2 separate regions of the Homo sapiens genome follow, and region 2 is linked to region 1. A link is a loop called in an ENCODE intact Hi-C map of the cell type or tissue named here. Cell type or tissue: A673. All regions are shown on one strand. Links, peaks and the distances in the headings refer to the core of each region. The heading gives the core; the rest is flanking DNA. Region 1 has its middle 27 kb from the start of CDR2-DT. Region 2 overlaps CDR2 (cerebellar degeneration related protein 2).

Region 1 (5,383 bases), core at 233-5,232:
GGAAGAGCATCAGATAACTTGGAGAGTTCATTACAAGACCCACTGTATTGAATCCTCAGCATTTACCACATTGCCTGACACAAAAGAATAAATCGATAAATATTTGTCAAGTCCATAATGTCTACCACTCAAGGCTGCTGCAAGACCTGAATGAGCAAACAGTCATACAAGCTCATTTGGACATTGGCATTTGGTAAATGTTAATGCCTTTCCCTTTCTCACTGTTCAAGACATTTTATTTATTTGTAACCTATCTAATTCAAAAGGAATTTGAAAGGTGAAAAATGTTTACTGAAGTTGTTGCTTGTTTATGTATTCATTCAACAGAAGGAGTTTTGAGCCAGTCAGTTTTCCAGGTACAAAGGAGACAAAAGTGAAGATAGCGCCCTGGACTGTAAGGAGCTCACCACCTTGCCTATCACCCCAAATATGAACTTAGCAACAAAACTCTGCAACAGGAAAGGAATTAGAGAAATCCAGGTAGCTGGCAAATCTTTCCTCAATTTAATTTGCATTAAAAATAAAAGAGGGGGCTGGGCGCCCTATTTTATTATTTGCATTAAAAATAAAAGTGGTTCACATCCATAATCCCAGCACTTTTGGGAGGCCAAGCAGAAGGATCGATTGAGACCAGGAGTTCAGGACTAGCTTTGGCAACATAGCGAGATCCTCATCTCTACAACATATATATATTTAAAAATTAGCTGGGCCTGGTAGTGTGCACCTATATAGTCCTAGCTACTCAGGAGACTGAGGCAGCAGGATCTCCTGAGCCCAGGAGTTTGAGGCTGAAATGAGCTATGATCACACCACCACACTTCAGCCTGAGCAACAGAGCAAGACCCTGTCTTGAAAACAAACAAACAAACAAAAGAGGTTTTGCAGCATAAATGTTTTGACAGAACTAATAAAGAATGTGCCTCTGTCTGGCCGGGCGCAGTAGCTCATGCCTGTAATCCCAGCACTTTGGGAGGCCAAGGTGGGTGGATCATCAGGTCAGGAGTTTGAGACCAGCCTGACCAACATGATGAAACCCCGTCTCTACTAAAAATACAAAAAAATTAGCCAGGCGTGGTAGCACGTGCCTGTAATCCCAGCTACTCAATCGCTTGAACCTGGGAGGCAGAGGTGGCAGTGAGCCAAGATTGCACCACTGTACTCCAGCCTGGGCGACAGAGCAAGACTCCATCTAAAAAAAAAAAAAAAAACAATGTGCCTCTGTCTTAAAATAATACATTTCTCTCTAATCTGCAAAATAGGACACGTATGAGAAAATATTTGCCAATCAAATACACTTTATAGCTGATCTAAAGTGCTTACAATCATACCAAAGAACAGAACCTCTCATCATCAGCTTAGGCTTTTTCAGCTAAGAAAGGATAAGATGGACCTTGATTTTTAATTTTAATTCTTGCAATGTCACAGAGTAAAGGTCATTTTACCTAATCGTCCCATGTAATAAAGCATATTGCCATATGTAGAACATACAGCTAACTGAGATTTCACTTTGCTTTCTGATATTTAACCCTGTTGTAATATTGGCTGTGTGAACCTGAGAAATGAAAAACTGTGATGTCGTTTTAGAAATGGGGAAAAGTTGCCCAGGGCAAACAAGCATGAATATATCTGATTATATTCTGTCCCCTGGTTCCTAGCAATGCCTCTTATGATTGTCTTTCAGATATGTGATTTGTAGTGGCAATATAACTGAGATATGGAGACTCTGATAGGTCCTGCCTACATGTGATATTTTTGTAGCTAACATTTGAAAAAGTATACTTACTGCTGATTAAACTTTAGTAAATCTGCATCAACCATGTCAGCTAGTGGCAGGGTAAACAAGGAAACCGAAGCTCACACGATAACCCTAGAAAAAATGTTAAAACACATATGAAAATTTTACAACTAGGAGGCACAGCTTTTGTTAAAAAAGAATAAAATGAAAGTTGACATTTGATTTGCAAGAAGATAAAAGGAAATGATATACTATAAAAGTAAAGCTATATTAGGCATACCCTTCTATCCTCCCAAATATTATATATCTATGAATATATAATTCTCTTTTAAAAGTGAAATAACTACTTTCACTTGGGAATTTTAAAAATGATTTTTATGCTTCTTCCTCATTCCAAATGACTAAACTCATTTAATCTGCTTAAATTATTAATAGATTCTAAAGGACAGGAAGTGCCAGGGAAATTAATCACACAGACATCTTTCTCTTGATATCAGAAATAGGATACATTAAGAACTGAGAAAGGGCATATAGCATTTTAATTATGATAGAAGAATAAAAATGAGGGGGATGGTTTAAGTGAAGAAAAAGCAAAAATATTCATTCTAAAAATTACTATAAACTATCATTTTACATATTATACAGCCAGGGCCACCCTTACAGACTTATAGAATAGTTATCTGCATGGGGTTCTAATGTCTTGAAGTTTCATAGGGATTCAATCATTTGAGTCAATTATTACAGTCTCCACTACCAGTTTGTTCAAAATGCAAATATGTCTTCATGAAAATTTTCTCAAGTTGTTCCAGCAGGGACCTGGAATAGAATGTATTAATTCATTCACTCAAAATGAGTGACTCATGCCTGTAATCCTACACTTTGGGAGGACGAGGTGGGTGGATCACTTGAAGTCAGGAGTTTAAGACCAGCCTGGCCAACATGGTGAAACCCCGTCTCTACTAAAAATACAAAAATTAGCCAGGCATGGTGGCTGGTGCCTGTAGTCCCAGCTACTCGGGAGGCTGAGGCAGGAGAATTGCTTGAACCTGGGAGGTGGAGGTTGCAGTGAGCCGAGATCACGCCACTGCACTCCTGGACAACAGAGTGAGACTCCATCTCAAATAAAACAAAAAACAAAAACAAAAACATTATCTTTTCTTTTCTTTTCTTTTTTGAGACAGGGACTCACTCTGTTGTCCAGGCTGGAGTGCAGTAGCATGATTTCAGCTCACTGCAGCCTCCACCTCTTGGGCTCAGGTGATCCTCCCACTTCAGCCTCCTGAATATCTGAGACTACAGGAGTGCACCACCACACCTGGCTAAATTTTTATTTTGTGTAGAGACAGGGTTTTGCCATGTTTCCCAGGCTGGTCTTGAACTCCTGGGCTCAAGTGATCCTCCCACCTCAGCCTCCCAAAGTGCTGGAAGTATAGGCATGAGCCACTGTGCCTGGCCCAAAACACATTTTCTAAGGACCAACTATTTGCAGGAACTGCAGTAGGTAATGGGCCGCAGTGGTAAGAGACTAGACCCTATTCACAATAAACTCAATCCAGTGGGGACTACAGATAGTCGCAGGTAGAGGAAAAGCACCACAGCAGAAGTAAGCATAGGGCACTGGAGTCATATAGGAGGGCCACCTAATCCAGATGAGGAAATCAGGGAAGGCTTCCCAGAGAAGCACATGCCCGAACTGTGGCCTAAGACACGTGAGGACAGGGCCAAGCAAGAAATGGGGAAGAGCTTTCCAGGCACAGGAAACTGCATCTTCTAGACACAGAGGTGTCTGAACCAGGAACTGCAAAGTATTTCTGTATGGCAGAGAGTACAGTGTAAGTTGAGGAGTAACAAGAAATGAAGATGAAGGCTGGGCACAGTGGCTCACACCTGTAATCCCAGCACTTTGGGATGCCAAGGTGAGCAGATCGCTTGAGCCCAGGAGTTCAACACCAGCCTGGGCAACATGGCAAAAACCCATCTCTACAAAAAATAAAAATTAAGCTGGGCATGGTAGTACACATCTGTAGTCCCAGCTATTTAGGAGGATGAGGTGGGAGGATCACCTGAGCCTGGGAGGTGGAGGTTAGAGTGGGCCATATTTGTGCCACTGTACTCTAGCCTGGGCAACAGAGCAAGACCCTGTCTCAGAAAAAAAAAAAAAAAGAAATGAAGACGAAAAGATAAAGAGGGACTATATAACAAGACATCATAATGTCATCATTTCGAAATACCCTGAAAGCAATAAGAAGCCACTTAAGATTATTAAAGGTACTTGGGAGGCTGAGGTAGGAGAATCGTGTGAACCCGGGAGGCGGAGCTTGCAGTGAGCCAAGATCGTGCCACTGCACTCCAGCCTGGGCGACACAGTGAGATTCCATCTCAAAAAAAAAAAAAAGATTATTAAGCAAAGGAAGAGCATGTTATTCTAGAAGCAATATGAGAGAGGGAGTTGGAGAGACTGGAGACTATAAACTAGGGGATCATATGGGAAGACTGTATCCTATTCCATGTAAGAAATGAGCTATAGGAATGTCAGTGGAACTGAGAAGAGATGGATTCAGGGCACATTAGGGAGATAAAACTGCTAACAATTAACAGTGTGTTGGACCTAGGTGTCAAAGAAGAGAGAAAAGGCAAAGACAACTTCTCGGTCTCTGACTTGGGCAACCAGATAGATGGCAAAGCCATTTCCCGAGATGGCAAATAATGGCAAAAGAGCAGATTTGGCAGCAAGATCTTTGATTTGGACCTGCAGAATTTGACATGCCTGTGATGGAGGCAAAGTGGGTGCTTGGGGGAGGAGGAGAGGTTGCAGAAATAGGAGGAAGAGTTGAAGGAGAAATAGAAGCTCAGTGTCTTTTATACGTGGCAGCAGTATTTACTAAATATATTTTTGAGACAGGGTCTCACTCTTGTCACCTAGGCTGGATGGAGTGCAGTGGTGCAGTCGTAGCTCACTATGACTTGAATTCGTGGGCTCAAGTATGATCCTCCTGCCTCAGCCACTAGAGTAGCTGGGACTACAGGCATGTGCCACCAAAAAATTTTTTAATTTTTTATAGAGATGCGGTCTTACTCTGTTGCCCAGGCTAGTCTCAAACTCTTGGCCTTAAGCAATCCTCCAACCTTAGCCTTCCAAGTAAATTTTTTAATAGGTTAAAAAAAAGTAAGTTTACTACAAAATTTAATGTATGAAATTCCTTCATAAAACAAGCCATTAACATTCAGACAATTTGTCAAAAAGGTACAATGACCTTGCCTAGAAATGAATATTAAACTCAGTCCGGATCAAAAATGTGTCACTGCTTGAAAGGGCAAATAGTAAAATTTAGTGTAATTTTGAGACTGGAACCAGCATTTACTTACATGATAATAGTGAGATAAAGAGCCAAACAGTAATAGTATTGCTTTCCCAGGAGTAACATTACAATGGAGGCTGTTCCTTCTACATAGAAAGAAATTAAGATGATCTTATGGTAATCAAACTTTTTCAGCCAGGACTGACTGATAAGTACAAGGCACTGAAATGGAAACAGAATGGCATTGTGTTAAGATGGAACTCCACGCATTATTAAGCTTACTTACTCTTGCTGATGACAAAATAAACATTCTTATTGCAAAATAAATTGCTGGCCAGGTGTGGTGGCT
Region 2 (5,383 bases), core at 325-5,324, 48 kb after region 1:
CAGTGGCGTGATCTCGGCCCACTGCAACCTCCACCTCCTGGGTTCAAGTGATTCTCCTGCCTCAGCCTCCTGAGTAGCTGGGATTACAGGCACCTGCCATCATGCCCGGCGAATTTTTGTATTTTTAGTAGAGATGGGGTTTCACCATGTTGGCCAGGCTGGTCTCAAACTCCTGACCTCAGGTGATCCACCTGCCTCGGCCTCCCAAAGTGCTGGGATTATAGGCATGAGCCACCACACCCAGCAAATTTTTGTATTTTTAGTAGAGACGGGGTTTTGCCATGTTGGCCAGGCTGGTCTCGAACTCCTGACCTCAAGTGATCTGCCCACCTCGGCCTCCCAGAGTGCTGGGATTACAGCCATGAGCCACAGCACCTGGCCAAAGTGGTCTTAAAAGGCTTCTGAAGAGGTTATGTTTGAAATGAGGCCAGAAGGATAACTGGAATTTATAATCTTTCTTTGGTGCCATGGATCCCTTTGATTATCTAATGAGATCTAGGATAATCCTCTTAAAATTCATTGAATTACAAAGGAAACCTGTTAGAATGAAATACCTGTCAAATATTGAAAAAAGTAAATTTGTGATGTAATATAGATACGTATTAACATATTTAATAACAAGATCTAGAAACTACCATGATTTCAAATAGTGATGAATGTAGGCAGTAAATCAAGATTTCTGCAACTATAGTGCAATATGAAAATACCTGTGATTTCTGTTGATGATGAAGTCACAGATAAACCTAATACTACTAGTGGTTTATTGCCTCTGTCAAAAGAAAAAATTACGACAAACATAGTATAAAGATCTTAATTAGCTTTTATTTGAGATTCTAAAGTTGGGCAACACCTCATTCTTAGAGAATGAGGGTTTCAATGAGCTGAGCAGAGGAAGTTGGTTTTATAGACAGGGGCTGAGGAAAGCAGAAACAGAAAACAAAAAATGGGTGGTTTCAAAGTTAATTTATTTGTAAAGGTTAAAGCAGAGGGAAGTCCCTTATGCTGGCTAAAACTGGCATGTTTGGGGGCTTGGCTATTATCTCTTCTAATTTCTCAGAAGTCAGATGAACAACTTTGCTTTGGCTTGCTGACATGGAACTTTAGCACAAGTGACTCCATTTTGGTTTGGTTTGTTGGGCCTAGGGCAGGGACTCAGTCCAAACCAGTGGTCTCCTATAAATTTTAACAGATCTATTAGTACTTGAAAGAAATGTCAAATTTCATTTAGAAGTTAACAAAAATGAAGATGTAGCTGTTCAGACCCTTTAAATTCATCCATGTTCACAGACCCTCTAAAGTCTATCCATGGACCCCAGGCTAAGAACTGCTGGCTTAGGTGGAGCAGCCAGGAGAACTGCATCCCCCCGGATAGGGGATCGTAAAGGCATTAGAGGAGGGAGGCACTTGCCTTGCAGTGGGGCAACTCCAAAAAAGGCAAAGATATCTCCCCTAAGTGTGAAATTTTAAAAAAATCAATAGCTAACAAATGAAGCTGGAAAAACCACTTGAGACAATTGGGAAAATATTAATGCTGAAACGTAATAGATGTTAAGGAATTATTGAGTTTTTTTCCCTTAGGAATTGTGGTTAAAATAAAACGTCCTAGAAATGTATGAAGATGTATACTTGAGATGCCTTGGATTAGCTTTAAAATGATTGGAGGACGAGGAAAGTAGGAGAGTAGAGATGAAATAAGATTGGCTGTATGTTGATAATTGTTGAAACTGGTTGATGGGTACGTGGGAGTTCATTAAACCATTTCTCTGCATGTATATATGTTTGAGATTATCCACAATAGAAAGTTTTATTTATTTATTTATTTTTAGACATAGTCTCACTCTGTCGCCCAGGCTGGAGTGCAATGGTGTGATCTTATCTCACTGCAACCTTTGCCTCCTGGGTTCAAGTGATTCTCATGCCTCAGCCTCCCAAGTAGCTGGGACTACAGGCGTGTGCCACCATGCCTAACTAATTTTTTTTTTTTTTTTTTAAGTAGAGATGGAGTTTCACCATGTTGGCCAGGCTGGTCTCGAACTCCTGTCCTCAAGTGATCCACCCGCCTTGGCCTCCCAAAGTGCTGGGATTACAGGCATGAGCCACCACACCTGGTCCACAATAGAAAGTTTTAAAATGCAGTGGATAAGATTAGCCATCTGTAGAAATTCAGTATTTGTTTGGACTGAGAAGTTAGGAAGGATCACTCAAGCAAGGTTAAGGTAACTAGTTTGTAATTTCAGGGAATTAATGATTGTTAAGAACATACCAAAGTGAAGCGTTATGATGATGAATGCTGCTGTGGTACAGTTAAAATATAACCTAATCTTAGTGGATAACTGCATCTAAGCTGAGCCCTATGCAGGGAGACGGTGAGCATTAAGCTGAAGAGTCATCATTGATCCAGTGAATGCCTGTGTCTCCTAGACCCAAGAGAAAAGGACATTGGTCAGGGCAGGGGACGTCCAGGATTTTCCATGTCCAAGATCAACATTTCTCTAAGTGTGATCTCTGGACTGCCTGTACTAATATCACCTGGGTTTGTTGCTAAAAATGCAGAATCCTGGCTCTACTCCAGTCTCAGCCGTTTGAGGGGAAGGGACCCAGGTTCTTACACTTTAATAAATCTTCTTCCAGGTGAATCTTAGCACATGTAAAGTTTGAAAACTGTAGCTTTAAATAAAGATGACAGTAGCTTCTCCTTATTGAGCAATTTACCATCTGCCAGATCTCATGCTGAGCTCTCTACATATATTAACGTTTTTGTAAATTATATATTTGTATATGTCAGGGAGGAAAAATATTTTTTTCCTCAACCTTCATGAGTGCTTAGTTGGAAAGGACCCCTGCAACAAAAGACAGATTAACAAGAGAAAAACAAGCTTACTAACATATCTATTTCATTTATATGTGTGGGAGATACCCAGGGGATGAGTCATTCTCAGAGGTGGCTTTGAATTCCAGCTTATGTAGTATCTTCAACAAAGAATGGTAATTTTTTAGAGAAGTGACAAGACAAAGGGGAAGAACTTTGTCTAGGGGCAGAACTTGTGGGAAGGCAAGTAAGTGGTGATAAAGGCCCGTTAGCAAAGCTTGTTAGTGTGGATTCCTCTGGTGCTGTCTTCTGGCCCATAAAGGTCTAAAGTTGTTAGTGGTTAACCTTTGTTCTCCCTGGTAGAGAGGGAGGAGGCAGGAACCTTTTTATGCCAAAGACGCATGCTTTGGGGTGACATAGTCCAGTCTCTCCCACACACATATTTATCTTTACAGCCTTATGAAGTAGTTGATGAGGAGAACTCACATTAGAAAAATGTGCTTGCTGTAGGTTACCCAGTTCTAAACAGCAAAGCAAGACCTCAAACCAGGTTCTGACTCCAAAGCCTGTGCTCTTAGCTACTATACCACTGCCTCCCATCAGACTCCTCTGATCCCATGTCTACCAGAGACTCTCATTCATGAATCGGCCTTTCACATGCCCTTTGTGGGGCAGCTGTGTCCTAATAGAGGATGTGAATATTCTTGTCACTGGGCAGGAACAGTTCCTGTTGTATATTAATAAATTAATGTCTGGCTTATGCATTAGCCTTTTTAAAGGTAGTTCTGAGTCCTAAAGAATACTTGATAATTTATACTTGATATAAAGAAGCTTGAAACATTTCTGCAGCTATTATATATATATTCTTGTGATTCTAAGCCTTTTTTCCGCTCCTGTGGAATCTCATCAATTCCTAAGAGATTGAACATGTTCCCATCAATGACAAGAACCTACTATGGAATTACTAGCCCGAGGGCAGGATTAAGGGCCTACTCCTTTAGTTCTGAGAAAGCTTCACGCATGAGAATTAGTGGTTGATTTCCAAAGGACCAGAAGAAGCTGGTGGGAGTTGAGGCAGTGAAGACTACACACAGGCTTTTATAGACCGTGCCATGTGCTCACCTTTCTCATTTAATTCTGCCAGTTCTACATGGTAGGTACTAACAGATCCACTTACTAATTCCGAACTCAAAAAGCTCTATAAAGCAAGATTTTTTTTTTCCCCTTAAATTTGCAACAGATTCATTTGGTAGTAGATCTTTACCTGAACTGATGTGAGGCTGTTTATAGTCTTAGTTCATACTTTTTGATGCAGAAATATTAATGCTTGATTACAGGGTGCTGCCCAGACCTCACAGGTATTATAAGGTGTCAGCTGTGTGTCAGGTATGAGCGCCATGTTGTCTTTCTAAAATTTAAAGAATTTTCCAAAACACTTTTGACTTCAAGAGTTTCAGATGAGAAAGTTGAAGTTAGGTTAAGTGTTTGTTCAACTCTTTGCTGCTGAGTTATGTAAATGGATTTGAAAAAAAAAAAGCCATATATGCTTTTTTCAACACTTTAAGGGCCCGTTGAGTGTCATTTAGCCCATTGTTTGTTAGCCTTGCAAATCCTTCTAGAGTTGTAGAAAAAGCCTCAAGAAGAGTGTGTTGTGTTGTGTTTGAGACAGTCTCTGTCACCCAGGCTGTAGTGCAGTGGCACGATCTCGGTTCACTGCAACGTTCACCTCCCACGTTCAAAAGATTCTCATGCCTCAGCCTCCTGAGTACGTGGGATTACAGGCGCGTGCCACCACGCCGGACTAATTTTTGTATTTTTATTAGAGGTGGGTTTTTGTCATGTTGGCCAGGCTGGTCTTGAACTCCTGGCCTGCCTTAAGCAATCTGCCTGTTTTGGCCTCCCAAAGTGTTGGGATTACAGGTGTGAGCCACCATGCCTGGCCAAGAAGAGTGTTTTTAAAGTCAAGTTCTGAGTCTTTTACAGTTTGATCATCAGTAAGCTTCAAACCATTTCTCCCCTCTTTCTGGTTCTGTCCAGGGAAATACTGTGACTTTTTCCTTTGGAATATATACTGTGTTTTAGTGTCTTCAGGTAGAGCTGAGCAGGGAGGGAATCAAGGTGACTTACACTGCGGCATTAAGGTTGGGATTATTCCCCTTTATCCTTGGCCATTTAGGAAGCAGTCTTAGCAGGACCAGAATAAATCATCTGATAAATTTCTCGTGAATAAGGAGGATAATGGTGATAAAACTCTCATAAAATTAAAAATAACAGGAGTCTTTGAAGCATATTAAGCTAAAATATATTTCTCGTCAAAGCAACATACTTTTCATTTTTTTTGGTCCAGAATGCCTCATTCAGAGAAAGAGATTGATTTTTTTTTCCAAATTAAGATCCTCCACATAGAAATAGGAACGTTTTACACTGTTGGTGGGAGTGTAAATTAGTTCAACCATTGTGGAAGACAGGGTGTCAATTCCTCAAGGATCTAGAACTAGAATTACCATTTGACCCAGCAGTCCCATTACTGGGTATGTACCCAAAGTATCATAAATCATGCTGCTATAAAGACGC

What was found. A loop is a pair of places that touch in the nucleus more often than their neighbours do. Peaks named below come from ENCODE experiments on the same cell type or tissue, not always from the same donor. Only the 100,000 strongest peaks of a DNase experiment are listed, where the experiment ranks them.
Region 2: a loop joins it to region 1, with 8 times the contacts of the local background. A loop is called at or near these places in 7 of 110 quality-filtered maps.

What each region holds. Positions count from the first base shown.
Region 1 is chr16:22,399,176-22,404,558 of GRCh38, reverse strand. It overlaps the pseudogene SLC68A2P. Among named protein-coding and RNA genes, the nearest start is that of CDR2-DT, 27 kb to the right of the region's middle. In A673, for the core only: no CTCF peak of the experiment used is centred there; DNase peaks (open chromatin) are centred at 2,198 and 2,578; H3K27ac peaks cover 1,657 bases.
Region 2 is chr16:22,351,334-22,356,716 of GRCh38, reverse strand. The region is part of intron 2 of CDR2 (cerebellar degeneration related protein 2); the gene reads left to right. Among named protein-coding and RNA genes, the nearest start is that of CDR2, 21 kb to the left of the region's middle. In A673, for the core only: no CTCF peak of the experiment used is centred there; a DNase peak (open chromatin) is centred at 2,946; H3K27ac peaks cover 1,237 bases.